2 separate regions of the Homo sapiens genome follow, and region 1 is linked to region 2. A link is an interaction called in ENCODE POLR2A ChIA-PET data of the cell type or tissue named here. Cell type or tissue: A673. All regions are shown on one strand. Each heading gives the region's core, and the rest is flanking DNA. Links, peaks and the distances in the headings are about the cores only. Region 1 has its middle 88 kb from the start of HNRNPA1L3. Region 2 overlaps LOC105371253.

The links. ChIA-PET counts read pairs that join two places held together with the same protein. Peaks named below come from ENCODE experiments on the same cell type or tissue, not always from the same donor. Only the 100,000 strongest peaks of a DNase experiment are listed, where the experiment ranks them.
Region 1: POLR2A ChIA-PET joins it to region 2 with 8 read pairs; 2 of 35 experiments call an interaction of 5 or more read pairs at or near these places.

What each region holds. Positions count from the first base shown.
Region 1 is chr16:51,550,498-51,565,471 of GRCh38, forward strand. No RefSeq gene overlaps it. Among named protein-coding and RNA genes, the nearest start is that of HNRNPA1L3, 88 kb to the right of the region's middle. In A673, for the core only: a CTCF peak has its summit at 6,747; a DNase peak (open chromatin) is centred at 6,704; H3K27ac peaks cover 1,424 bases.
Region 2 is chr16:51,120,718-51,135,691 of GRCh38, forward strand. It overlaps LOC105371253, which reads right to left. Exons shown (of 2, transcript XM_017023963.3): 1 at 14,459-14,974; 2 at 13,031-14,088. The coding sequence starts at 14,504. The coding sequence ends at 13,484. Among named protein-coding and RNA genes, the nearest start is that of SALL1, 23 kb to the right of the region's middle. In A673, for the core only: no CTCF peak of the experiment used is centred there; no DNase peak of the experiment used is centred there; H3K27me3 peaks cover 1,669 bases.

The DNA of each region.
Region 1 (14,974 bases), core at 4,410-9,409, 420 kb after region 2:
TTATTATTTATTTAGGACTGCAAACGCATTATCCTTGGAAGTTAAATAAATGGATAAGACACTTGCTGTCCATGAACTCATAGCTACAAATAATTAGAATTTTTATTCACTTCTGTACACTCAGCACCTGGCTCCAGGACTGGCACCTAGCAAGATTTCATAAGTATTTGTTGAATAAATAGATAGGATACCCAGGATTATGGAATGATAGCAAGGTGATGGGGGCATAGAAGAGGAAAATAAAATTCTACTAGGGTAGGAGAGTTGTAAATGGTTCAGGCAAAGTTCCCCAAAGAGGAGGATGTATTTGAACTGAGCCTTGAAGGATGTGTAGGTGTTTAGTAGGTAGAAAAGGAAACATGCAAGACGGAAGTTCAGACAGAGGGAAATATACATGTTATAGCCAGAGGCATAAAGTGCACGGCAAATTACAGAAACCAAAGTTCCAGGAGGCTGGCTGATGGTGTTAGAGAAGGCTGGGAGAAGGGGCTGGTGAGGTAGGCTGGGCTGAGTAATGCAAATAGAGAAGATTAAATATTTACATAAGCTCATTAGTGACAATGTGTGCATGTGACAAGTATGATTTAGTTTAAACCTCCAAGGTTTAAATACCCTAAGTGCAACTGTATCTTTTTTGAAATTCATTACATGACATTAATAGGCTCTTTCTCAGCTTCAGTAGTGATCATATTCATGATTTACTCCATCTCTCATCCCTGGGGTCAGGGACAGTCCATTCTGACCTCCATCCGTCCTCTCACACCTTCCTCAGGAACTAAACATTGGCCGCTAGAAAGCTCCCATTTTTTGTCCCATATAAAGGGAAGCAATTTTGCTTCTAAAGATTTAACAGGAGAATTCCCATTATTATGAGAATCAATAAAAAAAGGGATTCTGTGTCACAAAAGCTATTTTCTTGATTTTCTGTGTCACCCATTAAATGCAATTCTATAAGAATCCTTTTTTTTTTTTAAACAAAAAGAGGTTTAATTGGACTTACAGTTCCACATGGCTGGGAAGAATTCTTTAAGAACTTGTCAGGAGTCCTATAACATGGTAGGTATATCCTAGAAATATCTAAGCTCTCAAATTCCTCAAGGACAGAATCTCTTCTTCTAAAGACCTTACAGCCTTATTGAGGGGACAAGATCAATATCATTAAGTTTGATAGAATCACTTGCTTTTCCAAAATGTTTGTAAAATGTTTATAGATTACAAAGCACTTCTGTGTGTCTTCTTACATTTGACCTTATCTGTGCAGTGGATGGTAATTAATGATTATTATGATATATTAGGCAGTGGCTAAGGGCTCTGAAGAAAGGCAACACTGAATCCATACCCTAAATTTCAATTAGGCCGAGGAGGGCAGATCACGAGTTCAATTAGGTTAAGTTTTGCTGCAGTATCAAAGAACCCTGAGATCTCAGTGATTTAAGACAACAAAAGTTTATTTCTCATCTATGCCTATGTCCACTGAGGGGTGGTTAGGTGCTCTTCTTCTCACAGCCTTGTACCAGAATTCAGGATGATGGAGCAACCACCTTCTCACGTGTTGCTTTCAGAGGGGAAGACAGCTCTGGAGGGTCTCAAATCCGCAATTAAATGCTTTCTTTCAGAGGTAGCATACTACCCACTCACAACTCCTTGGTCAGAACCAGGTTCATGACCCCAGCAAAATACTACCAGGTGGACCACTTGCTGAAGATAAGCAAGTCATACTTTTTGCTATGAGGTTTCTAGTAGTTAATGCAAAGAGGTTTATCTTTATGCTGTCTGTATTTTTTTGGTGTCTATCAAACTTAAAAACAAAACATTGCTCAAGATAAGTAGATGAGTAGTTACTCCTGGGGCTGAACAAAATTTGAAACCTGCTGAAAACAGATTCCTGAACCTCACCCCCAGAAAGTTTGACTAATAAGACTAAACAGAGATAGTTCAAGTGGAACATACCAGGACAGATGAATTTATTATTGAAATATTAAAATACTTCTTTATTTGTTGGTAAATACCAAATGTCACAGTCCCTCTGACATTTGTCTACCCTCCAGTCCCACTAACTGTCCTGACCCCAACCCAGGACTCCTTGCAATTCTCCAGTGAATAAAAGAGTAATGTTTTGCTGAGTTGAGTGTTCTGAAGCCCCTTATTGCTGCAGGTGACATACTGCCTGATTCGTATGACTCCCCCCAGTTGTTGAATGTTTCATATATGACCTTTGATGGGGAGGGCTGGGAACCGGAATTATATCAAGTACCCCAGAAAATTCTGATTCAGAAGAATATTGGCCATCCTTTTAGAAACACTGATCACACAACCTGATGAGCCAACCATGATAGTGACTGTATCAGAAATTCCCTAATGGAAGTGTGCAGAGGATGCAACAAGACCACAGGAACAGGACCCAGGCTTCTGGCAATGGGGGACTGGCATTGTTGGGGAATCTTCCAAGGAGAGATAAAGTTAGCAACACCTTGAAAGCCACTCCAGAGCTCTCTAAGACCCAAAATAAGTAGAAGCCTTGGTTGACTTTCTCAGCTTAGCAAGAGATGCAAAATATCTATATATGCAACGTCCAGAGATTATGAAGCAGCTGCCTGCAGAATGAATACAAAATGGCAGCGTGGAGGAGGTATAGAGAGGGACTTCCTTCCAGCTGGTCCAGGAACAGAAAAGGACAATTTCCCCATTTCTGCATCTACCCAACATGCATCACATATGAGAATGTCAGAAGTGCATATTGGAGTACTGTGGGAATTAATGGAATTTGGAATGGTGTGGTGGATTAAAGAATTCCTTTTCAGAAATAGTTGCTCTCTCTCTCTTATACTTCCATGAGAGAAATATACTTCATTTTTGATCTTGGGTATGATCACCTGACTTGTATCTGCCAATGGAATCTTAGCAGACGGGATGTGGCAGGGACTTGAAATGTGTTTGTGTGCTTGGTTGTATAAGTGTACTCTGGTGTGTCCTCCATGACTATGAGAAAGACATGCCCAGACTAGCTCACTGACACCACAAGGAGGATGAGATCAGCTGCCTCATGGGCATGTGAACTAAGTAAGTGCCTATTGTTCTATGCCACTGAGATTTTGTGTTTGTGCGTTGTACAGCTACTGCTAACTACTGGGGAGGTTTATAACAAAATTGTGTCAAGGGCCAGAGAAGTCCACCCAAATGAGACTGAATTGTCTTTCCTATTTTGCTCCAAGGTAGCTGAGCTATTGGCCATGGTTCCAGGATATTCTCTTAAGAATAGAAGAAGGCCAAGCAAATAAAAGCCAAGGGATTTAAAGTCTACAGATAATCATAATATTGTATTTTCACAATTTATGGAGCACTATGGTGTACCAGGTTCGTGGTGTGTGCTTTAGATGGATTAGTTCATTAAATTAAAGTTCCTCTGTCAATCAGTCCCATGTCCGTATACTCTTTTCGGAAAAATTGTGGGGCCCACAGGGGGACCTGTATGCAGACTGCGCATTTTTTGGTTCCTGTCTAGACCATTCAACCCAAAACTGAAATAGCTGAACTGAACAAGGGGCTGAGCTTTAGGGAGTTGAAGTAGGGGAAAGGCAAGGCTGGGGAGCTTAAAAATAGTGGGAAAAACATTGCATAAGGCCTTGGAGATAAACAATGCAGTAGTTTCAGTGTCTCTTCCCATGACTCAAATCACGGGTCTTGGGAGTGTGTGATGCTTGTTTCTGGGTCATGAAAAGGTATTCACTTTCCAGTAAAAGGAAGGGTCCCACACCAAATAGCCTCTGGCGGTCTTATTAAAAGGCCACGGTGGGGTCAGCGTGGGACTCTATCAGTATCAGAAGAAGAATGTAATAGTGGCTGACATGCCCTGAGCTTTAATGTTGTGCAAGTCAGAGGAATAAATGCTTTGTATGAATTATCTGCCTTAACGCTCGGAAGCATGTGTCCAAACTCTCCCAATTGTACCCACAAGGAAACTGGGGTTTGGGGACGCTGAATCACTTCCCAAGTAAATAACTCAAAGGGCTGGAGTTAGGATTTAGAATCAGAATCTGTGATTTTCTAAATTTCATGCCATCATTAACAATTAATTATATATTGAGAAATGATGCATTTGAAGTCTAAAACTCAAAATTCAATTTCAATCATGTGCTTCTAAGGAATAAGGCAGGGGAAAGGTTAGACTCTCAGCAGAAAGTAAAGCTGCTGTTAGCCTCTTAGATTGTACATTTTACCTCATTTCAACTCACATTGAGAATCTCCAAGTCACTGGTGACTGGACAAAGTCTCACGTGAGCCAATTGTTTTAGGACAAGGCAAAAAAGTAGAGAAGCCTTTATGAGTTACATGAGCCCCCAGTTCCTACAGACTCCAGAGCTCCTGAGACATGAGGTATGGTGAGAGCTTTGAGGTGGCTCTGAGGCACAGGCTGGTGTGAAAACCCAACCTCCCCATTTTAGCAAGAGAGAAACTGAAGTCCGAGAGGGGAAGTGATTTTCCCAAGAGTCCGCAGTGAGAGAGCGGGAACCCCCACCCCGAACCCAGGTGGTCCCACACCCAGAGCAGTGCTCTTTCTCCTGTGTCATGCCCCCTTACCTTGTCAGGTCTGGGGTGTGACTCATGGGAGGAGCTGATTTGGGACTCTGCCATCCCAGGGCTCTTTCTCACAAATGTCACTTTCTGGTTTTGAGGAATGAAGGAAGAGTTCCAAAAAATTAAGTGTTTGTAAACTAGTGCACTTTGTATTGTTTCTTAAGTTGACCCCTCTTGGATTTCCTCTCTTGATATTTTTAAATTTTTTTTGGTCAGAAGAAGGGGTTTGCTTGCCACCTCCATCATGACAATATCAGAGCTAGAGCTAACGAGAACATTTAGGGGTGCATCAGCCTGAGAAAGTGAGAAAAAGGAATCCCTGATAGCCATAGCCATATGATTCTTGGTAGAGAAAATTATCAATATGTTCTTCCACATGTAAGCTTGGCTTTATTATCTTTGTGAGTGTGCACATGCGTGATGGTGCTAGAGTCCACCATTCATTGAACATGTGGTTTCTGAGTAGCTATAAGACATTGCAGGGATTTAAGAGATGGCAACGTCGTCCCATCCAACATGTCCATCAAGACTGGCTTCATCAAGGCTCTTTGCTTACAAGGAACAGAAATCTGCTCAGAACAGCTCAAGCATACCAGAGATATTTTTGAAAGGATGCAAGGATATCTCCCAGAAGGAGATATGAATGGGAATCAGGACTGGGCAAGTCAGGAACAGAAGTACTTCAGTGTTTCTCCTAGGGTGTTGTGGTGTCTCAATTTTGTTTCTCTCTATGAAATCTCTATGAATCTCCTTTTGTGGATTCAGTCAGTTTTCTCAATTGCAAATAAGAAATTCTAGCTGTACAGGAGGGGACAACGGTGTTCCCATTGTTTTTAATCCAGTCCAAACTGACTATATGTGGGTCACCTTCCACGTAAAGCAGTGAATGGTGTTTCTTGTAGCTTCTTTCACATTTTGACATTTCACAGGATTTTATTCTATGCTGCCTTCTACCCTTTGCAGGTGCTCAGGCAAGCTGCCCTTGCCATAGGAGAGAAAACTGGAGAGATTAGAATAACGGGTTGAGTGTGTTTCATTTCAGGAGAAAAGTTAATTTGACGATGAGCAGGTTATTTGGAAAGCAACAGCTTTGCAGATGGGAAGTCTTGTGACTACCCTCCTGTAATCTTAACACTTTTTTTTGATAGTGCGCTACGTGCCAGAAAAGACTAAGCATTTTCCACATGTCAGCTCATTTAATCTGCAGAAAAATCCAATGTAGCAGTGTAATTATGGCCTCCCATTTACAATCCAGGAACCTGAGGTACAGGGAGTTTAACCTAATTTGTCCAAAATAGAACTGGGATTTGAACCCGGGCAGTCTAGCTTCAGAGCCTGCATTCTTAACCACTATTCTAGTCAGTATCCTGTGATAGCATTAGTGCATTAACTATTTGCCTGGAATACAGTAGTACCTTGTGCATACAATATTATTTCATTAAATCTACACAAAAACCATGACTTGTAGTCAGAACCAACCTGCATGTGAAGAAACTGAAGCTCAGTGAGGTTAAATGGCTGGAATCAAGTCACGAAGTGAATAGTGACAGGCCAGGTATGTGGGCTCAAGTCTAGCTGGACATAGTCTGGGCTTCTGCCCCCAGCTTAATACTGAAAAACAGAGGCTAGAGTGTTAGCCTAGAAAATGCTAGGGAATAAATAGTTAAAAACAAAAAATGTTTTTAGGGCATTAAAAGAGGAAAGCAAAGATTAGTTTGAAGCAATTTTCTGTGTGGAGGAGAACTTAACGAAACAAAACCCTTCTTCTCCTCTTCGACCTATCCAAAGCAGATGCATCAGAGAGAAAATCTGGTAGATATTGAGCAACTTACAAGTTCCCAACAGCTGAAAAGGGTTCAGCTTCAAACTGATCATTGTCAGAAAAGCAAATACAAATTTGCCCCAGAGCAAAATAACTTTCAGAAAATCAGGAAGAGTAAATGGACAGTAAGTTATGAACATAAAACTCTTTGTACTCGGCCCAATTAACCCTAACCCAAGGCAACCCTGTGCCCCTAAGCTATTCATTTAAGGGTTTTACGATTTATAGGCAGCCTTACTCAGGGGAGGTCCCGCCTGGCTCTGATTTCAGTTTTCACGGCAGCACATGTGTAATCCTGCTGCGTCACAGCTCCATGACTCAGAAAATGCACGTTTCTCAGGATGGAAAGAGACCCGGGGAGTCCTCAGTGGGTGAGCTCTGCTTCCCTCCAAGTGGCAGGAGAGAGCCCTGTGGAAGAGTGTGCACTGAGACCTGCCAATTTCCACTCCGGGGATGAATAAGGGAGCTGGGGCTGCTCCACCCATGGCTCCCATTACACATTATATGCATATTTCAAAATATCACATGTACCCCATAAATATGTACAATGATTATGTGTCTGTATTTGGCAGTATGTTGTGAGTGTCAGACACAGTGATAAATTAAACCCAAAGTCACAACTGCTACCTTCAAAGAGTGGCAGTCTATTATTTGATTAGATAAGAGCACCTAAGACTGCTACACAGACACAGAGGCCAGGACAATGAGAGATGTGCATCTCCAGATCATTCTTTAGCCAAAGTGTCATTGTGGCCACAGAAGATGTGGCTGAGTGGAGGAGCAGAGAGAAAGGGTTCCTAAAGGCTAAGTAGAGGCCTGGAGATAGGATGGAGGCTGGAGAAGAATAGCTTGAGGAGCTTAGACCACATCAGATGCCTCATGCCTGCTCTGGTGGGGGCTGATGCTGAAAAGGCAGGTGTTAACCAGAACATAGGAAACTTTGAAATCAAAGCAGAAACATTCAGACCTGATGGGTTGGGCAAGAGGGAGTCGTGGTAGGCTCTTGAGAAAGAAAGAGAGTCAAGAGCTTTCAATTTTCATTTTACTCACAATGTTGTACTGTATAGGCTTATTTCTAGGTTTTGCCAATTGCGTCAAAGGGAAGAGATCAGTTCGCTGAGAGTGCTCACCTCTGTTGGAGGAGTAGAGGAGATGGGGAGGGGGGAGGATGAGGGTAGGGTGCTGGAAATCAGGGTGCTACTTGTAAGCTGTCATTGGAATCAAGTAAGGACGGGCAAGGACATCAGGCAGTGAGAAGGAGGCTTCAAAAGAAAATTGCCAGGTCGTGGGGAAAGCAGAGTGCCCAAGAGGACCATGTCTAGTTTTCTGGCTTAAGATTTAGAGAAATCTGACCCTCTGGTTTTAGTCTCCTGGAGCTTTGCCTGAATGCATTAAATAATCAAAATGGAAAAGAGAAAAAGAAAGAGGGGAGAAAAGAAAGAGTAGAGATGGAGAGAAGGGCAGAAGAGAGAGGGGTAAGAGTGGAGGAGAAGGGAGGGGAGGGGAAGGAAGAAGGCTGGCAGGAAAGAGACAGAAACATCACACCTGCAGACACCTCCCAGTCAGTAAATCAATCATGCAGAAACAAGCCACGCATAGAAGTGTGTGGAAGAAGATGGTCAAAAATGAACTCCATGTATCCCTCATTTCCCTGGGTCATCACCCAACACTCTAAAGTTCAGCAGAGACTATCCAATGACTACAAGGAAGAAAAGAAACCAGCCTGTGTGTCTGAGTCAAGAGCTTTCAATTTTCATTTTACGCACAATGTTGTGCCGTATAGGCTTATTTCTGAGTTTTTCCAATTGCATGCCTTCTGATATCTCAGGCCAGCAACTTGACTTCATATGCACATCTTCTTTCTGCTATCGGCTTATGCAAACATGATTGAAAAGCTGAGCGTGATGGTTAATTTTTATATTTCAATTTGACTGAGCCATGGGGTGCCCAGACATTTGGCCAAACATTATTGTGTGTGTCTGTGAGAGTGTTTCTGGATGAGACTGACATTTGAATCGGTAGACTGAGTAAAGCAGGTTGCCCTCCCCATTGTGGGCACATCTCATCCAGACAATTGAAAATCTGAATAGAACAAAAAAGTTGAGTAAGAGGGTACCCCTTCTGCCTGACTGCTTGAGCTGGAACTTGCGTCTTTTCCAGCTTTCAGACTCAGACTGAAATTTTGGCCCTTCTTGAATCTCAAGCTTGTCAGCTTTCAGAGTTTAGCTACATATCAGCTCTCTTGAGTCTCCGGTTTTCTGACTACAGATCTTGGAACTGATTTCTTCGCCTCCATAATAGAGTAAGCCGTGGATAGTCATAGGCTGCCTAATGAAGTTTTGGTTAATGATGTATTGCATGTACAATGGTGGTCTCATAAGATTATACGATTCTATCTTTACTGTACATTTTCCATGTTTAGATATGTTTAGACACACAAACACTTACCATTGTGTTATAACTGCCTACAGTATTCAGTACAGTCCCATGCTGTGACAGGTTCGTAGCCTGGGAGTAATAGGCCATACCATAGAGCCTAGGTGTGTCGTGGGCGACACCATCTAAGTGTGGGTGAGTGCACTCTAGGATGTTTGCACAGCCTCAAAATCACCTAATAATACATTTTTCAGAATGTATCCCCATTACTAAGTGACACATGACTGTATATACACAGTATTTCTTTTGGTTATGTTTCTTCTGAGAATTCTAATACACTCAGGGAGATCTCTCTAGAAAAGGGTCAGGGTAATGGTAACAATGGTGCTGAGATCCAAGAAGTATTTGAAATTAACAAATATAGGAAGCTTGGAAGGAAGACAGTCCCCAGCAGAGGCAATGGCCAAGGTAAAGTCTTCAAGAGTGGAGGGAGGCTGGTGGAGGGAGGGACTGACAGGTCAGTGTGGCCTGAGTGAGGAGTAGAAGGGGACACTGGCATGAGATTGGCTGGAGATTCTGCATGCACCAGGCCACTCCAGGCCTAGGGAGGCTGATCGTATAGTTTGTCATCTTCCCGGGACACATCTGAGGGAAGAAGGTGCTATGAAAACCAAAATAACACTTTGAAACCAGAACTATTCTGCACAAATTGAGGCCCTCCCTTTCAGGCCATTAAGAGTTTGTAATTTATTCTACAATCAATAAGGGATTCACTGAAGTGTTCTAAGAAGAATTGTCACATGACCCTATTTGCATTTTAAACTCACCGTGGCTGCCATGTGAGGAATGGATTGAAGAAGGCGAGAAAAGATAAGGGCAGACCAGTGGGGACTAAATCTATTTAAGATTGCAACAGTGAAAGCATGCCTGAGTTTCCAGCCTGCTGCTCTGAGAATTTTAGACTCAAAATTGTACCATCAACTCTTACCTGAGTTTCTAACCTGCTAGTCTGCCCTGTGGATTTCAGACTTGCCAGCCCCTACAGTCACATGAGCCGATTTCTTAAAATCTCTCTCTCTCTCTCTCTCTCTCTAAGTTTGAGTAAGTAGTGTATGTAGGTATGTATTTACTATGTATGTATGTATTGTGGAGGAGGGAAAATGGTTCCCTCTACCTTTCTAGGTTCCTTGGCTGAGCTACAACTTAAATGGACACAAGACAGATCAACAGGAGCAAAACCATATTTATTACATATGTGAGCACAGGAGTCCCGCAAATATATGAGACTCCAAGAGAGGCCAGATGATTGAAGCTTATTTAATATCCTGAGCTACAGAAAGGAATAGGGGTTTGGCTTCCGAGGGGTGGTAGAGACAAGTTTATGGAAGGGCAAGGGGAGGAAAAGTATAGTGAATAAAATTTGTCTTGTTATGCAGGTAAGTCTTTCAGGTAATAAAAGCTGTAATGGAGCTGCTCCTTCTGATACAGATACTAATGCATATTTTCCTTATAGATGTAAATTTCTTTTACCAAAAAAAACAACTTTTCAGAGCTACTCTTGCGTCTGAAGTTTTTCAGAATAACCAGCTCCAAATATGCAAAATAAATATATATTGGGGTGGCATATCTGGTCTCCTATAGTCATATTTGGGATAGTATGTCCTGAGCCCAAACATTATATACACACACACACACACACACACACACACACACAACCATATGTGTACATATCCATATTATATATAGTATGTGTGTTTTGTATATATTGCAAAAGTTATCAGTATCAAAATGGAGTCACTGATGTCAAACCCTAATAAAATGGAGAGACAGGAAGACCTGAAGGAAGGGGCCCCTCACACAAGCCTATGACGGGGATGACGCATGGAACTCCTTGAAACCTCAGTGTTTCAGGTAGGCCACTTACATGAAGAGACTTGGGTAGAAATGGCTGCTTTCACTAATTTATATATAAATATCTACCTATATAAATATATATTTATATGTAAATATATATGAGGTGAATATATAATTATATATGTATATATAATACACATATGTACATAATATGTTGGTGTATAATACATATGTATATATAATTATATATATTCATTCCTCATATATTACATATATAGAGAAATAAATGCAGATATATAATTATAATTCATATATAACTAATATATATAAGTATATATGAGTTAATTATATATATAATTACATATATAAATTATATATATGGTTACATATGTATTTATAATTATATATATATGGAGAGAGAGGAAGAGAGAGGGGAGAGAAAAAAAATACGTGTATGTCTCCCATTGGTCCTTTTTTTTCTTTTCTTTTTTTTTTTTTGAGACGGAGTCTTGCTCTGTCGCCCAGGCTGGAGTGCAGTGGTGCAATCTTGACTCACTGTAACCTCCACCTCCCTGATTCAAGGAATTCCCCTGCCTCATTCTCTTTAGTAGCTGGGATTACAGGCGCACACCACCACACCTGGCTAATTTTTTTTGTATTTTTAGTAGAGATGGATGTTGGCCCGACTGGTCACGAACCCCTTACCTCAGGCAATCCGCCCACTTCGGCCTCCCAAAGTGCTGGGATTACATGCGTGAGCCACTGTGCCTGGACTCATTGGTTCTTTTTTCTGGAGAACTCTGACTGACACAGATTTTGGTATGGTGGCACACAGAAAGAATGCCATGTGATGACTGCAGTCATGCTTTGTTGTTGTTGTTGTTGTTGTTGTTGCTTAGAAGCCAAAAAACTACCAGAAGGTAGGAGAGAAGCCTGGGACACATCCTCCCCTAGCTCTACTATCTTCAAAGAGAAGATAGCCCGGTCTACACCTTGATCATGGACTTCTGGCCTCCAGAACTTTAGACAGTACATTTCTATTATACTAAGACACCCAGTTTGTTTCACTTTGTTACAACAGCTCTAAGAAACAAATACAGATTTTGGTGCATTAGTGAGAACGCAGAGGGTTTGCAGAGGCTATGGAAAGAAAGGAGTGGATTTAAGTCAAATCTGGAGGGCTCAGGGAGGGCTTGGATATGGGAAGAAGGAGGGGGATGGGTTTTGACTTCCCCTGATCTGCTGCCTCTGAAACCCTGCCCCTTCCTCTGACCCCCATGCTAAACTGCACATGTATCCTGGGAATTCTGTCTCAAGCAGTATTCTTGATCTCATTCTCTGCTCAAAGTGCTACAGTTACTATGTGGGGCTGCATGCAGATATTTGAGAACATAGGATATTTGGTCCTAATGTAGACATGGCCACAGGGGACCTGGGTCTCTGTCCTGGCGTTTCCATGTGCTGGCAGTCAGGTCCCCTTGGAAGCTCTTGGAGAAAAATGGAATAAGTCTTCTCCAGTAATTGCAATAGTTCTGCTGCTGAGACAGTCAGTAAATTATTTTCCACATTCTCTGCTGAGAACTACAACAAAACCCACATGAACATTTTTTTTTGGATATAATCATATAATAGACCAGCTAACATTTGGTTAGCGGTTGTCATATTCAGAAGACTGTGTTTCACACTTTGCAAAAATTTAACCCTCATGGCTAACTATGTAGTGAGTTCACAAATTACTCTCATTTTGGAAGTAAATAAGTAGAGATTCCACGAGTCCTGTTGAGGTGATCAGGTTTACCATGCTGAGACGTGGTGGATCTAGGGCTGGTACCCAGGTCTGAGGCAGAGCAAGCAGTCTTAATCATCTTTCTGTCTTCTGTCTTTATCCCTCTCTCTCTTCTACACACCCACATGCACATGTGCACACACACACACACACACACTCACACACATGCATGAACCGTCACAGATAAACCCAAAGGAAGTGGTTCTGCCATTGTGATTTCCAGCATTTCCAAGCTGGTGTGATTCTGAATGCCTCTTGTTAGACTAAGCTGACTCTAGAATAGTTTTATTATCTTAATGTTCTGCTGTTCGGTACAAAAGATGCTGTTAAAGACAGAACTTACTCTTTTCCCCTCTGCCAACCCTAGGTTTGAACCACTGTGTGCTTTTCGTGGGTCCTTTCTCCTCTGGGAAATCACCTAGTTGGACTTCCTGGGTTGGTTTTTTCACCTCTCATTCTCCACCACTGAGAGCTGACTTTTTTCCCACCGGGATAGAGTTTCATCATACTCTTTAGCATTTTCATCAGGTTTGTTGGTAGTCCTGATCACCACCATACTGGGATACAGATGACAAAAGTTTAATTGTTTGAAACTTATATACCCACCCCCATACTCTTTTTACAACTCTGGCTCAAGGTGGACAACTGTCCAAGGTAGATCAACTAGTTGTTTGCTATTCTTCTGTCTTCTTTGCTGTCACCTTCTGTGGTTTGTTTGAAAGTCAATGTCCCCAGCCCCAGGGAAGACTTGTGAGGGACATAATCAATCTGAGTGGGGGTTTTCCAACCCTAGCACTAATTTGGCCTAGGTAATTCTTTGTTGCAGGAGACTACCCTATGCATTGTAAGATGTTTAGAAGCATCCCTGGCTTCTACCCACTATACATGCATAGCGGCAGCCTAAGTATGGACAATCAAAAATGTCGCTGGGAGGCAAACTCACCCCTAGCTGAGAAGCACTGATCTAAGCTGGTACAACCTCATTTTGTTTACCTTTTGCCCTTAGAGTTGGTCATGAAAGCTTTAATAAAATATTTTACCTAATGTAAAAAAAGGAGAACTTCTAAACACATGGCTCCTTTTTTCCTACCTTGAATGTAAACAGGAGATGCTTAGAACTGTGACAAAATATAATAATCAACTATATTTTGACCTCCAAACTTAGGGAAGCAGGGACAACATACAGGAGGAAGGTCAAGTAGAACCTGGACCATTGATGACATTATAGAACCACTATATCAAACCTGGAACCAGCAACCTCACCTTGTTATATAAGAAAATTTAGTGGCGCAAATGATCTGGAATACTCAAAGTAATTTTAAGAAAGGAGAACAAACTTGGGGGACTCACATTACCCAATTTTAAGACTTTTCATAAAACTATAGTAACCAAGAAAGTGAGAAAGGATTGTTCAATAGATTATTGATACAGAATAGAAAGTCTGGAAACAGATCCACACAAATAGACTTGACTGAGTTTTGACAAAAAGGCAAAGGCAATTCAATAGAGAAAGAATGTTTTTCTTTAACAAATGGGTCTGGAACAATTGAATATTCAAATATGAAATAATATTAGTTATAATAATGACAATAATAATCAACATTGACCTATACCTCAAGATATATACAAAAATTAACTCAAAATTGATCATCATCGACCTAAATGTAAAACATAAAATTATACAACTGCTAGAAGACAACATATGAGAAAAGTTGGGTAATCTTGGCTTATGCAAAAAATGTTGAGATATGACATCGAATGCATGACACATAAGAGAAACAACCCAACATCCTTCAGCTAGAAAATGATTAGACAATATGCGATTAATCCATTCAGTAGAATATTACTCAGCAATGAAAAGGAACAAACTTGATTAACATAACGTAGATACATCTTAAATGCATTTTGCTAAGAGAAAGAAGCTAGATCATCCCAGGGCTACTTATCGTATGATTCAATTTAATGACATTCTGGAAAAGGCAAAACCATGGAAGCTGAAAAGAGATGAGTGATAGCCAAGGGTGGTGGGATGGGGAGATGGGTTTGAGTACATAGGCAACAGCACGAGGGTGATGGAAATGATCTGTAAGTGATGAATGCACAATTCTACGCATTTGTCAACACTCATAGAACTGTAGACTACAAAAAAATGAATCTTACTTTATATAAATTTTTGAAAAAGTCAACCAGGACGGAGGAGAACCCAAGATGGATTGCAACCTGTGACAATGAATCAAACTGTTACAAATGAATAACAACCACACTGAAGGCAGTGGAGATGAAGGAACTGATCTAAATCACTTTGGAATACAGTGTTCTCACTGGATACTATCAGGCTAAAGGCAAAAGGAACCGCACACAAACACCGTACTCAGTTGGCAAATGTGTTTTTCACAGGGGAAGGGTTAGCAATTCCGAAACTATATGTATAGTAGCACTGGACAAATAGTAAATATATTGTAGATAATGAGAAACAGGTTTCCCATGGTCGGAGGAAGAAATTATAATACAAATGAGGAAGTGAAGAAAGCTAGACTAAACCCTGTGGTGGAGACTTAGAG
Region 2 (14,974 bases), core at 9,408-14,407:
TTATTCTAGATTCTAGTAACTCAGTTATTCTAGATTCTAGTAACTAGACTTCTAATTAGCTGAGACATGATTCTAATGCAGAATCCCAGGGCAAAGTCCTGTACTTTTAATGATAGCATGCTAATTTGAATTTTAAGTGGATGTTGAATATTAACCCTGATACTGTCCTAGATAGTGAGTTTCTCAACCTCGGCACTATTGACCTTTGGGCTGGGTAATTCTTTGATGTTAGGGGGCTGTTGTGTGTGCTGTGGGATGTTTAGTAGCAACCCTGCCCTCTGCCCACTGGATGCCAATAGCAGCCCTCCTCTCCCCAGTTGTGACAACCAAAAATATCTCTGGACGTGACCAAATGTCTCTTGGGGGCAAAATTATCCCCAGTTGAGAACCACTACTCTGAACAAGGGAAAAATTCGTTTATTAGATGTTTCTATTCCATTTAAAAGAGAGCTAGCACAAAGTTAGAATGCTTTTCTGAACATAGAGTAAAATAAATAAAATTAATGATGTATTTCCATCCACATAATGGAATATTAAACAATCACTTAAAAACATGTTTGTAAAGATACTATAGGCATTAGAGAAAAGCAGAACATGGAATTATATGTTATGTGCCCTGTATGGATTCTGTAAGATATACAGATTTGAAAATATAGAAAGTATTTTAAAAGGAAAAACACAAAAATGAAAACCATAGCTCTCCGTGGGTGGTAGGACAATGCCATCTATATTTTCTTATTTAAATTTTTCTGCTTTCCCCAATTATCTACCATGAGCACGTATTTTTATAATTTCAAAATCAGACACAGAAAAAGGACAAAGAATGTTGTATTATACAGCACATGAACAAGAAAGCTGCAACATGCTGCCATCCTCTATTCCTAATTTAATTTTCTTCCACACCCTGAAGGAAGCAAAGCAATTCCTTTCCTACTCATCTGATCCTTTTCCTCATTAAACCCTCGCATCTGCTTCACTCTGCAGTCTGAAGTTTCTAAGGCCAGAACTCATGACATTATTTTATTCTACACCTTGCTTCTCAACCTGGGTGGACTCATGCATCCTTTCATTCATTCAATTCTCTGGCACTGTGTGAGGTACTGGGAATTCAGTGGGGGGAACAAGGCAGGTGGAGCCCCTACTCCCATGGAAGACAGACAGTGAATCAATAAACAAACACACAGACAAGATCATTCTAGAGAGTAACAGGGATTGTGAAGGCAATAGAGAGACTACGGGGGAAAAAAAAGAGAGAGACTATGGGAGACAGCACTACTTTAGCCTGGGTGGTCAGGGAAGGCCCCTCTGAGGAGGTGACATTTGAGCTGAGAACTGAAGAACAAAAGGAAGCCGGGTGCAGTGGCTCACGCCTGTAATCCCCACACTTTGGGGGGCCGAGGCACGCAGATAGCTTGAGCCCAGGAGCTGGAGACCAGCCTGGTGAAATTCCATCTCTACAAAAATACAAAAATTAGCCGGGCGTGGTGGTGCATGTTTGTAGTCCTACCTATTTGGGAGGCTGAGCTGGTAGGATCACTTGAGCCTGGGAGGTCGAGGCTGCAGTGAGCTGAGCTATGATTGCACCACTGTATTCCAGCCTGGGTGACAGAACAAGACCCTGTCTCAAAAAAAAAAAAAAAAAAAAAAAAAAAAAGATACAGAGAGTCACCAGGAAACTGGGAAGATTTGGGGATAGTTTTCCAGGTTTGATTTTTTTAAGTTCAAATATACAGAGCGAGCATGGCACATTCAGAGAAGAGGAGAAAGGCCATCAAAGCTGGAGATTTTCAAGAAAAGCTGGAGGCCAGGTTGGGAAGATGGCAGGACCCTGACTGCCTGGTCCTGATGCCACCAAGCTCAGGTCTACCCACATAGGGAGGTGGCAGCAGCAAATCAGAATCTTTGGGGCCAAAGCCCTGGAATTTGCATTTTACAACAAGCTTCCAAGGTGATATTGATGCACTGGAAATTTTGAGGGCCATAGCTCCAGAGTATTCCCTCACTCAAACGTTGTTGGGGTGGCTGGAACAGAGATGATGAGTGAACTAACTGTGTGGTCCACATGCCTGCAGCAACAGCAGCAGCAGCCCCTGGGAGCCTGTCAAAATGCAGAATTTCAGGCCCCTCCCCAGGTCTACCGGATTAGAATCTGCGTTTCAACAATAACATTCTATGTCATTTAAATATACATGAAAATCTGAGCAGCACTGATTCAGACCAGCATGATGTATCGTAACAAAGCTTTGACAGAGAAGAAAATGGAAGCTGTGTGATTTTTAGTGATAAATGATCAGAGAGTAACAAAATACCTGATCATACTGTGATTTTTGCTTTGGAATTAGGAGGCCACAGGTTATACCTATGTTAGCCTTTCTGGCTGAACTGTAGGGCCTGAATTGAAACCTTGAAATCTGAACTTATTGGCTCTAGAAAGATTCTTTCAAGTGGGCATTAGACCTTGAAATTTATTTTACCATTTATATATATATATATTTTTTTTTGAGACGGAGTTTCACTCTTGTTACCCAGGCTGGCGTGCAATGGTGCGATCTCGGCTCACCGCAACCTCAGTCTCCCGGGTTCAAGTGATTCTCCTGCCTCAGCCTCCCGAGTAGCTGGGATTACAGGCATGTGCCACCATGTTGGGCTAATTTTGTATTTTTAGTAGAGACAGGGTTTCTCCATGTTGGTCAGGCTGGTCTTGAACTCCTGATCTCAGGTGATCTGCCTGCCTCGGCCTCCCAAAGTGCTGGGATTACAGGCGTGAGCCACTGTGCCCAGCCCATTTAGATTATTTTTAAAAGACAGGGAATGTTCTTCATTAATGCAACTAAGCATACACATTTACTATGTTGTATAGTATTTCATATTTTAAAAAACAGAAATGCAAACACTGCGGAATCAGTAGAGACTTCTTTCACTAACCTTTAACAATCATGAATCTCACTCATTGCCCTTTTCCTCTTCCCCACGATACTTTGCAACACTTTACACGTCTCCTTGGCGTGGTCATCTATGTGATCTTCCTTGACTCTGTAAAATGTCTCTCTCTTTTTCTCTAATTAACATGGACTTTTTTTTTTTTTTAATTGCAACAGCTTTTGGTAATTTTAGGACAGGTCTTGCTTCTTTTCTTTCAGTGGTCAGAAAAAGACCACGTTTATCCAAGCCCTGTGCCTATGCTATAGCTCTCTAATCAAGAAATGTTTCTTTCAACTGACCACGGCTCCTAACTTTATCTCTTTGTCCTTTGAAGCCGATAGCTATTATTTCTAACGACCATCACTAATTCAAGAATAAACACTCTGTTTTCTCCCAAATTGCTACATTCTGTTAAAGGGAACTAGAATTAAAATCCCAATTTCTATCAGCACTCTATTTTATGAAAGGGTACTAAAGTAGGATGCCACAAGGCTTGAGAGCAGAAGCAAAGCGTGACTTCTCTGTGCTCCCTGAGTGGCCCCTTCTCCCACTGTGACGGTCAAGTCCACCTACTTACGGGTGTTCTCAGATTGACTCTACGTGGTGAATGAGGACTCAAAGATAAGGACTGCTACCTTTCTTTTTTCTTTTTCTTTGTTTGTTTGGGGGCATGGACGGCTACTGTTTTTTTTTTTTCCCCTGTATCATCATAAAGACATTTATTCTGGAAAAGATTTGATCTTTGCCCCTTATCTGGCTGGAAGTAATTTAGACAAGAAGGGGACCTTGCCTGGGGAGGAACAATCTCCCCCAGAACCACGATGGGGGCTGTTTTTTCAGGTTTCAGATGCAGCCTGTGACTGTCTTGGTTACGCTCTTGTGAAAAGGATCCTTCCTGCATCTAGAACTTCTACAGCAGTAGGGCTTTCTGGTCCTCCAGACTTCCAGAAGCAGAAGCCTCAGGAAATGAGGCCACTTATTTAGCTTGTTCATGGCCATTGGTTGTTTGGTCTATGTCTCACCGCATTGGCTGTTGCCTTGCTCTGTGCCCCAATAATACAGAATGTAAATATCTCTACAGCAGTTATTGCGGTTACGAGGATCTGTTATTCCACTTGGGCAATGCAATAGCTTTTAGAAAAGGATCTGCCTAAAGCCACGTAAATTACTCGTCCAGACATTTCACAAGAGTATAAGCAACCTGAGGGCAGACACTTATTTTGCTTTGGGCACTGATGAACCTCAGCACCTAGAACAGTGCCCAGTGCAGAGTAGATGCTCATTAACCATTTGCTGAGTAAATGAATGAAATCCACCTGGTCAGTCAGGCACATTCCCAGGGCCTGAGAAGGACTTCCTGGGCCCCTGTCCCTTTCTGTGGCTTCGCTTTAGTGTTCTGTGTGTCTAGAACACTTCACTGCGCTCTGTGAGCTCGCACAGTGATCACCACTGCTTTGTGAGCACCAGAGGGCAATCCTGGTGCTTACCAAACTGCCTGGCACTTAGGAGGTGTTTAACAGTTTACTATTTGATGAGGGAAGGAAGCAGGAGAGGGCAGAGGGAAGGTGGGAGGGAGGGTCTGGGTAAGTGGTTAATTAGAGATTGTTCTCTTTAGCTAACTCAGTCCCTTCTGGGGTAAGCTAACCTTTTTAGCTTTTGTTGTGACCAGGCCTGAGTTGAAACTTCAGACACAAATGAAGTACAGCCTTGTGGCCAGAGAGCAAATACAACTTTCAAAATAGTGAGTGTTGGCCAGGCGCAGTGGCTTATGCCTGTAATCCCAGGAATTTGAGAGGCTATGTGGGGAGAGCTTGAGTCTAGGAGTTCAAGACCAGCCTGGGAAACACAGCCTGTCTCTTCAAAAAAATTTTTTAAAAATTAGCAGAGCATAGTGGTGCATGCCTGTAGTACTAGCTAATCAGGAGGCTGAGGTGGGAGGATGGCTTAAGCCTAGGGGTTGAAGTTGCAGTGAGCTATGACTGTGCCACTGCACTCCAGCCTAGGCAACTGAGAAAGATCCTACCTCAAAAAAAAAAAAAAAAAAATAGTGGGTGTTTCCTTGGAAAGAGCACTGGGCTCACAGGGAAACATCCTGAATTTAAATAGCTCCCTATCATGTACTATCAAACCTCAGAGTTCACAGTAAATCCTCTAGACCCCCATTTCCTCACCTGAGAAGAGGGAATGGTGGTGCCATCTGCTCTGCACTGTACAGTTAATAAAAACAGAATGTGAAAGTCCCTTTAAAGCACAAAGCCTCAGCATGCAAAGGATCATCAGCAAAACTCCCTCTCCCGCTGTCAGGGTCAGCTTCCAGCCCTTGGGTTCTTTTTCTCCCTTTCTCTGTCTAGCATCTCCCACAAGAAATTCTGCAGGAAATCCAGGGTCCTGTCTGAACCCAAAGGTTGGCTTCCGGGTGGAGCCCTTCTCTTGAAATTACCTGTAGGCTGTGCATGGCCTTCTTTGGTATCTTTGTCTCTTTACCTTGAAGGTGTCTGAGTTGGGGCCATTCCACCGCAACCTGCCCCTGCTGGACTCATCTGTGGTTGCACTCATCATGAAAGCAAAGTCTTTCTGTCTCTCGGCCTTCCTTTCCTCCCTTGCAAGAAGTCAAACCTGACAGAGGTCGGCAGGCGGGTGGATGAGTGAGATGGCTGGGTGGGAATGAAAAAAAGGTGGAGAGCACATTTGTTCCCTCCAAAGGGGATGGTCATGCCTTTGTGCCAGCCCATTGTTGAAATGTGGGAAGGCAAGAACACTAGATCATCTGACATTCAAAAAAAAATCTGGAAATCTGAACTTTTATAGGAGACCTCCTGACTTTTAAACATTGGCAACACTTACAAATTTGTTAACTATGCTGCCTGAGCCAACTAAAACACATCTGTGAGCCCAGCGCAGTCTGTGAGTCTCCAATTTGTGACCTGGGGGCTCTGGGCACCTTTTTAGCTCTGAGAGCCATGGTCTTTCTGAACTGTGAACTCTGCTAAAAAATAAAAATAAAAATAAAATACCCAAAGCTCTTTTCATACTTCCTTTTCTTCTTAGGTCCTCATTGTGCCTCACCTGAGCTATTGTGACAGCTTCTCTCTAACCTGGTAGGAATCTGATTTGGAAATAGGGTCTTTGCAGATATAATCAAGATAAGATGAAGTCCGTGGAGTAGACATTAATTCAGTATGGCTGATGTCTTTCTAAGAAGAGAAGAGACACAGAGACAGGTACAGACACAGAGGGAGATGAGGTGGAGATTGTCATGCGATGGTGAAGGCAGAGACTGGAGTGGTGCGTCTACAAGTCAAGGAGTGCCAAGGACTGCCAGTGACACCAGAAGCTAAAAGAAAGGCATGGAACAGATTCTGCCCTTCAGGCATCAGAGAGAACACTGCTCTGCCAGCACCTTGATTTCAGACTCCTCGCTTCCCAACAGTGAGAGAATACATTTCTATTGCTTTATTTGTTACAGCAGCCCTAGGAAACCAACACATTGGCCAATCAGGGGATGAGCGCCTAGAAAAGAAAGAAGCTCACCCTACCCATCTTCTCACCCCTTCTCACTTCTCCGATAGCATATCCAGACTACGAAAACCTGACCTTCCTCTCAGATTTCCTGTTTCCCAAAATTTTAACAATTTCTCTAAACATTTCCTTGATTTTCCAGGAATTTTCAAATCTAGCTTTGTGCGAACAAGAAAACATGAATTGCATTGATCCTCTTCACATAGAGACAAAAAAATGCCAGCTGCCCGTGCCTGCAAACTACTTCTTCACAGCAATAACTCAGATGCAACTTTTCCTCCTTGGTGAAAGATAGCATGACTTGCAGTCTGTGAGAAGGAAAAGGAAAAACAGTTGATTTGTTTTCCCATGAGAGGGAAAAAGAAGGAGGGGATACAAGCTCACACACTATCAGGTGGATGGATCATTTCCTCCACTGAAAAGATACACAAATAATTTGATCTCTAAGCATTAGCAAGGTCTTTGTAGGGTACGTAGTGAGGATCACATGCATGAAGAATCCATTGCTCGCTGAAAGAAGATCTTGGAATGAGTGCGTGGATCCACAATTCATGTAGATGGCTGCTATTTCTGTCTGCACTGCATGCTGAGCATGAGGGACTCTGGGTAGGAGAGCTCTTCTGGGAGAAGGAGGAGTTTAGAGAGCAAATCTCTTGCCTGTAGATCGCTAAGAATTCTTCTTCTGGAGACCTATATATAAAGTAGAGAAAGTTAAGAACATCAGAGTGGGGAAGGTGCAGGGTGAGGTTTCTTTCTTTTATAATTCCAGACCTGGGGTTTAGTTAGGGAGGGACCGTTAGCAGGTTTCTCAGGGAGACTTGAGATAGGGCAAAATAGCAGCATAGTGATGAAGAACCGGCATGTGTGCTCTGTAGCCAGGAGGTCTGGGTTCACATTCTTGTTGCTTACCAGGTGTGTGACCTTAGACATTTCACTTAACCTCTCTGCGCCTTAGTTTCCTTATCCATAGAATGGGGTCAATGATAACACCTACCTCTTGTCATAGTTACAGGGATTAAATGAGTTAATTCAAATAAAGCATCTAAAGCCATGTCTGACACGGTTATCATTGCATACATCTTACTGTCATTACTAAATACATCTTATTGAAATGGTTAACTGTGCCCCGGTGATGCTAAGTAAGGAATCGCTCCCAAGCTGGTGGCTTAAAACAAGCACCGTTTATTCCTACAGAACCGTGGGTAGGCTCTGTGTGGCTGGGTTCACTCTGGTACATCTAGGTTGGGGTTGGCTGGGGTTGGCTGGGGATAGCTCCGCTCCACAGGGCTTCCACTCTTTTCCTGAGAGCAGCCGGCACGTGCTTCTCATGTCACGTGCTTCTCAGAGGTGCAAGGGCACAAGTAGAAACATGCAGGCTTCTTGAGGCCTGGCTCAGAACTGGCACACCATAGCATCGACCTCACTCTCCTGACCAAAGCAAGCCACATAGTCAAACCCAAAGAGGCAGGGAAGTGGGGAGGGACTGTAAGTTACCTGGCAAAGGGCATGGATCGAAGAGGCTGAAGAGCTGATGCCGATAAAGGAACTACTAGGGTGGGTTTTTTTTTTTTAAATTATTATTTAAACAGGAAGTATTGAATTGAGAACCAAGAATGAGTTAGTGTATCTTATCTTCAACTCATAAGTTGACCTTGGGCAAGTCACTTCTGCTCCCAGATTGAGAGGGATAATTCTAAATGACTCAGGCCTCAACTCAGACCAACCTCTATATAGCCAAAGAAGTTCCTCCCTGGCCACTCTTAGCTCTGGACATTTAGGTAAATAAGTGTGTGTGTGTGTGTGTGTGTGTGTGTGCGCGCGCGTGTGTGTGTTAGAGTTGGAATCTTATCTTTGTTGAAGTCCTCAGACAACCTCCCTATCAGAGCAGCATTTCTACAAGGACTCTTCTAGGAATGACTTCTTAGGACTTTATACTATTAGGCTATGCTAAACCCCACAGTTAATACACAGTGACTAAGGGTGCCTAGAAATGGCAGGATTTGGGAGGGATGTTATCTTAGTTACCCAAGACTGGGCCCAATTACCAATGGGGGAGGGATCTTAAAGAGACAGTGCCGCTTGCTGCAGTCATTAAGCTTTCCTGCTCAAGGTTTTTCTTTCCCCTTCTGCACTCATGCGTGTGTTTAAGGAGAAATCCCCTTGACGACGAAATGCTATTAAAATCCTCCAAGTGGAAGCAGCCTACGAGGGGAGAACACACACAAGCCAGCACCAGGAGCCAGCGCTGGCCTCTTTCCTCGCAGAAGCAGCAGCTAGAAAACTCTGCACAGTGGATGAGTGATGGCAGAGACTCTGGAATCCACTTCGTCTTCATGTGTCTTCATCCCTGCTCTCTTGATCCTCAAAAACCTGAGTGTCAGTCCTCTCTCTGAGGACCCTGGTTCTGTGTTTCAGCTGAGAAACAGAGAGGATAACCATATCTTTTAGAGTCTTTGTCAATAGCTTTCAAACATTTTTAAACGAAGAATTATGTGTAATTAATATTACTGTAGCTTTTATTCTTTAAATGATAATAATTGTATGGGGTACATAGTGATGTTTTGATACATATAATGTATAGCGATCAGAATGGGGTAATTAGCATATCCATCATTTGAAATATTTATCATTTCTTTATGTTTCAAACTTTTTTTTAAAAATTTTTTTGGCACAGAGTCTTGCTCTGTTACCCAGGCTGGAGTGCAGTGGTACAATCTCGGCCCACTGCAACTTCTGTCTCCCAGGCTCAATGGATCCTCCCACCTCAGCTTCCTGAGTAGTTGAGGCTACAGGCACATGCCACCACACCTGGCTAATTATTGTAGTTTTTGTAGAGACAGGGTTTCACCATGTTGTCCAGGCTGGTCTCAAACTCAGACTCCTGGATTCAGGCAATCTGCCCACATTGGCCTCCCAAAGTGCTGGGATTACAGGGCACGAGCCACTGCACCTGGCCCATTTCAAAGTTGTTTTTTTTTTTTTTTTTTTGAGATGGGTCTTGCTCTGTTGCTCAGGCTGGAATGCAATGGCACAATCTCGGCTCACTGCAACCTCTGCCTCCCAGGTTCAAGCCATTCTCCTGCCTCAGCCTCCCGAGTATATGAGATTACAGGCGCGCGCCACCACGCCTGGCTAATTTTTGTATTTTTAGTAGAGACAAAGTTTTACCACATTGGCCAGGCTGGTCTCGAACTCCTGACCTCAGGTGATCCTCCCTCCTCGGCCTCCCAAAGTGCTGGGATTACAAGCCTGAGACACCATGCCCGACTCAAACTTTTTTGATGTCAACTCACGCTAAGAACGGCACCATGCCCAGTGCACACATATATATAACTGAAATAAAAGCTTCACAAGACACCACTTACCCTTACTACATGTGGTATACTCTGATATTTTCTGTTCTATTACATTAAAAAAAATAGTCCTGGCGATTATATATTCTGATTTCATAATGCACCAGTGGGTCACATCCTGCAGTTTGGAAAACTCTAGGCCGGGTCTAAGGTATGTATTGACAGATATGGGCAGTGAGATGGGGTTTAAATAAAACTCTGTAAGACTTACAGACCTCATGCTTGTCTGAAACAAGAGACAGATGGTTAGAAGAGAACCCAGAAAGGGTGTCGATGAGTGAAGCCGTGGGATTTGTTCAGATTACTTTGAATTTGGGGAACGTCACCAGTGTAAAACCATTCTGCACTATAAGGGTTTCTCTGGCACAGGATTAGAAAGACTATTGGAGATAAATGAATTTAATGTTTCCCATTCCTTTTGAAATAAATATACTTAAGTTTTAAAAGGGGAGTCAGCTTAAATTATTAAATAAGTAAAAGTAAAGATGGGATTCCACTAATGTAGTTATAAACATGGCAAGAGTTTGAAGGAAGCTACTGGAGCCTATTGATGGAAGTCTAACCTCTCATGGTACAGTTTGGGGAATGGTACCATTGATCAGGCAATGATTGCCAAATGCCCAAAGTTGGCATTCAGGCTAGTGATAGCTCCAGGTCTCCTGGTGTCCAAATGTTCCTTCTCTGCTCTCAGGGCCTTAGTTTTGTCATCTGTTAAGTGGATTGTTACGATGACAAGCAAGATGAGACATGGAGAATTCCAAATTCTGAATACAGAAGCAGGTCTGCAGGCTGATTAGTATAGTTATGTTTTGTCTGGCCCTAATCTCAGGAGTGGGGTCTACCATGTTTACATGTTTACCCTTGTTTCCAGGTGACTTCCAGGACCTCATCCTGAATGTAGTTGGGATGAGAAGATGATGTGACCTCCTGGTCTCCAGGCATCCATGACCTAACAGACTGCACTGTGTCAGGATTCAGCTATGCCTGGTGCAGCTGGACTAGGTCCCACTCTGGGTCTTATAAGGAAGGATCGACTTGTGTGTGGCCTCCAATGCAGTTTCACTTGTCTTCAAAGCCCTCCGCAGAATGTAAGTAAAAATCTGATCCTGGAATTGCCCTTGGCGAGGTGAGCAGCCAGGGGCCACACACAGAAAACAGTCTGTTCCTGGTGGCGTTCGGAAAGGCCAGTCACACTTGCCACCCCCGTTGTCATCGTCCCTAGCTTCAGAAAGCACTGGAGCCAGGTTGACATGCGGCCGATGAGTCTTTGTTCAACTTGAGCTCAGATGGACACAGAAACATGAGAGGAGCCAAGTCCTATGTTTAAACAGTTAAGAGGAAGCCAGGCTCAGTAAGGAACTACAACCCGGGATTTAGCCTGGTCCAATTTTCCTTCTCTGGGATTTCCTGTCCTTTTTTGTAGATGTTTCTATCTATCGAATGTTCCCTGGTCATTGGTTGAAGGCCATCAAGTCGGCGGTGAAAGTCTTACCCAGTACTTACACAGTACTTCAGCTTAGCTGCGAAAATATCAATGAGCTGCCGAACTGTGTGGACCCCAAGCCAGGCTGATGGGACACACGTGCCAGGCCTCTGTCCATCTGCCCTTCACGGTGGAAAAAGAGCCCAAACTTTAAGACTGGGCTTAAACAAAGCATCCACACAAAGAAGTCCAGCCTGCTACCCCAACAACTGCCAGGGGGGCAGGCCACATTGGGGTTGGTGGGGGACAGAAAACCGGTGGGTCTTTAAGGAATGCAAAAGAAGGGAACCCCAAAGGCCCCCTGCAATGTCCTCAGACTGCAGTTAAAATTTAACAAATTTTTAATGTAAATCATCTGGCATACTCAATTGCATGGGGTACACGGGATGGGTGGGGGTGAGGGGTGGCAGCAGGGAGGGAACAATGGCTAGGATTAGATAATTTACTTAGTGCTAAAATTCCAGGAAGTTTGTGTTGATCTGGGCCTGGATCTTGTTACTTTTTAGCTCAAATCTAAATCTTTATCTTCCTCTAAGAGTTGAGAGGACATTTATTACGTCGTCATTTTTACAGTTGTAATTTTTACTCCCTTTCATCAAATAGAGCTGGTTAGATTAGCAGCTCTTAGCACTGAGATGAAAATATTGGTAGGGCCCAATGGGTCCTGTTTTGTTTATTCTAACAGAGCAGGCTTTGATCTAGACATATTTCCTGGGGTCTGGACGAGATGACCTAATTCCTGTCTTATCCGTCTCTACTTTTCTGTGAATCTCAGATTGCGCTTTACTGTGGAGCCCTTTGAAATTCACTTTATACTTTTTTCCACTTTGTTACCCACTCTGACATTTGTTTCATTTGGGATGGAGTGTGTAACTCCTAGCAAATAATCCATTGCTTTATTTTTCTAACAGGACTGCTAAGTTTTAACAGAGTAGGAGCTTTTTTTTTTTTTTTTGCTCTCTCATTCTTGACATTCACGACATGCCAAAAACAATAAGCAAATAATCTACTGCTAGAAATTTATGTCAACTGCAAATCATTAAGAATTTTCTGTTTGAAGACATTTTTTTCTTGTAATTAAAAAAAAAAAATGCCCTCCCTCCACTCCCTAAAAAGCCATTTGAATAGACCTGGCCTGTGAAGATTGGGATGTAAAAACTCAAAGCGCAAAGCCAGCTTCAGGTATCTCCAGCTGATCTGCAGGACCCCTCCCTTACGCTACCCACCCTTCCCCAACCCAGACCGGGGGTGGGGGTGGGGGGGGAGGGAGGGAGGGAGGGGTCATCTCGAGCAGCTTGGGTTTGTCATTGGTTCTCTCTCTCTTTTTTTCCCCTCCCCAGGTCCCTGTCAATCACCAAACTGCTCTTCCAAGTATATTTTCCAGGAAGAAGGAAGCCCGTGGCGGGGGGGTGGGTGGAAAAGGGAGGGTAGTGGAGATGACGGGAGAAGGAAGAAAGAAAAAGCACGACGGAATATAAGGAAGGAAAGATAGAGAGAATGAGAGAATGACAGCTACCCAGGCAGAGAGGAAGAACAGGAAACGCAGTTCCTGGGGAGGGGTGGGGGGAACAAAAACAACAAAAAACCTCGAATAAACTACAAATTCCTAACGTTTGTAAATTTTGAGTGATAGACACAAAGCGTTTCTTAAATTCTTCTCTGGGCTGTTCTGTATTTTTACAATTCCCCCCTTTTTAAAAAAAAAAGCTGGGGAAACTGTCACCAAAGTGAATATTTTTAGCTAAACAATTCTGTGAACTTAGTTGCAGCAACAATCCTTCCTTAATTCAGTGAATTCGGTTCTCGGTGATTTCAATACCACCACGAGGCACCTCTAGTGAGGCGTAGCGGGGCAAGGGTCGGGGAGTAGGTGAGGAGGGGGTGCGCGCCCGTCAGCTGCCTTCACCTCAACCCTGTTGCTTTGTAAATGTAAATCCAGTTCTGTTCTGCGGGCCGAGCCCAAAGGCTGAGTGTATTTTTCACACTGGGAGGAGAAGCAGGGCAGAGGGCGATTTCTTATTTTGGAAATGGATGGAAAGGGGAATGAATGGGCAGGTAATAATCAATAGATTAGAAAGATAGTCAATCAATAAATGGATAGGCAGGGACAAAAGGAGACACAGAGAGAGAAAAAGAGAGAGAGAGAGAGAGAGGAGGGGGTTGGAGAGAAAGAGACGGAGAGACAGAGAGACCCTCTGACCTTTTCCTAAACTCTTCTGATGGCTCCGGAAAGAGAAGTGACTTTTGCTCCCCTTAACTCACTTTCAGAAACCGCTGGAAGGTGGGAGGTTAGTGATGAGAGGGAAAGGGAACACAGCGCCCCCGCTCCCCTCTCCCCACTGCCTGCCTCTTGGAAATGGACGCGCAGCCCAAGGTGGTGCAGGGCGGTGACCTTCGCGCCCGGCCCGGAGTGCGGGAGCCCCGGGGACTTGGCGGCGGCGGCCATTGGAGAGCGGGGTCCAGCTGCTGGCAGACGCTCGGTGGAAAGTGTCGCGGCGCAGCCCCTGGACACCTTTGGAGAGGGCCGGCGAGGCGCCGGGCATGTGCGGCAGGGTGGCGCTGTCGAAGCCTGCCCCTCTCGGTGGGCGGCAGCCCCCCGGATCACTTCCCTCAGATGTCCCCAGGCCCTGTCCCTGGGCGTAAAGGGCGCGCAGCCCGGGGCAGCCCCTCCTCGCCACGCCCAGCGATGGGAAGTTGTGGACGTCGTCTGTGCAACGGAAACAGCTCCATCTGGCCCGCGCAGAACCAGAGTTCTGGCTGGAACTCCGGCCTTCAATCCGTGTCCCCACTCTTGGGGAAAAAATGTCACTCCTGGAGCGGAGGGGACGGGACAGGAGAGAGGAGAGCGAGAAATCTGTCCCTCTAAATGTTCGGGTGCCAAGCCTTCGGGGTGATTCTCAGCATCAATCACGACGTCGCGCAACCCTCTCCCCTGCCCCCCCCGCCGCCCTCTCTGGCTTTGGGGGCTCCCACCCCCTCCCCTGAACTCTCCCGGCCCAGGTCAGCGCCCACCTTCTGGAACGCCGGACCCGGACCCGGACCCGGACCCGGAGGCCGAGCAGGGGTTGAGGGCGCCCCCTCGGCACAGAGTCTAACGACAGGGTCGGGGGAGTGCGGACCCGAGTGGCCCGCGCCCTGGTGGAAACTTCTGCAGGAAGCGGCCCGACGCTTTCTACCTTACCTGGGCACAACCGCCGGATGCGCGGTTCACCAGCTCCCTGAAACATTAAAAAAAAAAAAAAAATCGGCGACCCCTCTGGACACAGCTTCCCTTCAGTCCGTTTGCTCACCTCAAAACAGTGCTCAGGAGGAAGAAAGCCTGTTCCCCCCTCCGCCCCAGAACAACAGGGAGAGGGGAAGAATCCATTTGAATTTGCTTGATGAAATATTCAAGCTGACTCTACATAACCTTTCTAATAGACTTTTTCTTTCAAATATGCATGTGCGTTTAAATGCCTAAAAGACCAATTAAATAAAGAACATGTTGACCTCTCTGGGTTGAGGCCCAGTTTAAGTCAGATTATATAACCCCGCAGCATCAGGAACTCCCCAGCAATGTGGCTCTCAGCTGCCTGAAAAAACGTGACTGCATTAAGTGAAATAAAACCAGAATAGTAAAAGTGAAATCTAAATCGGCATAAATATCTTGCTTAAAAGAAACTTACCTGTTGGGTTAAAACCTCCAACAACATCTTTT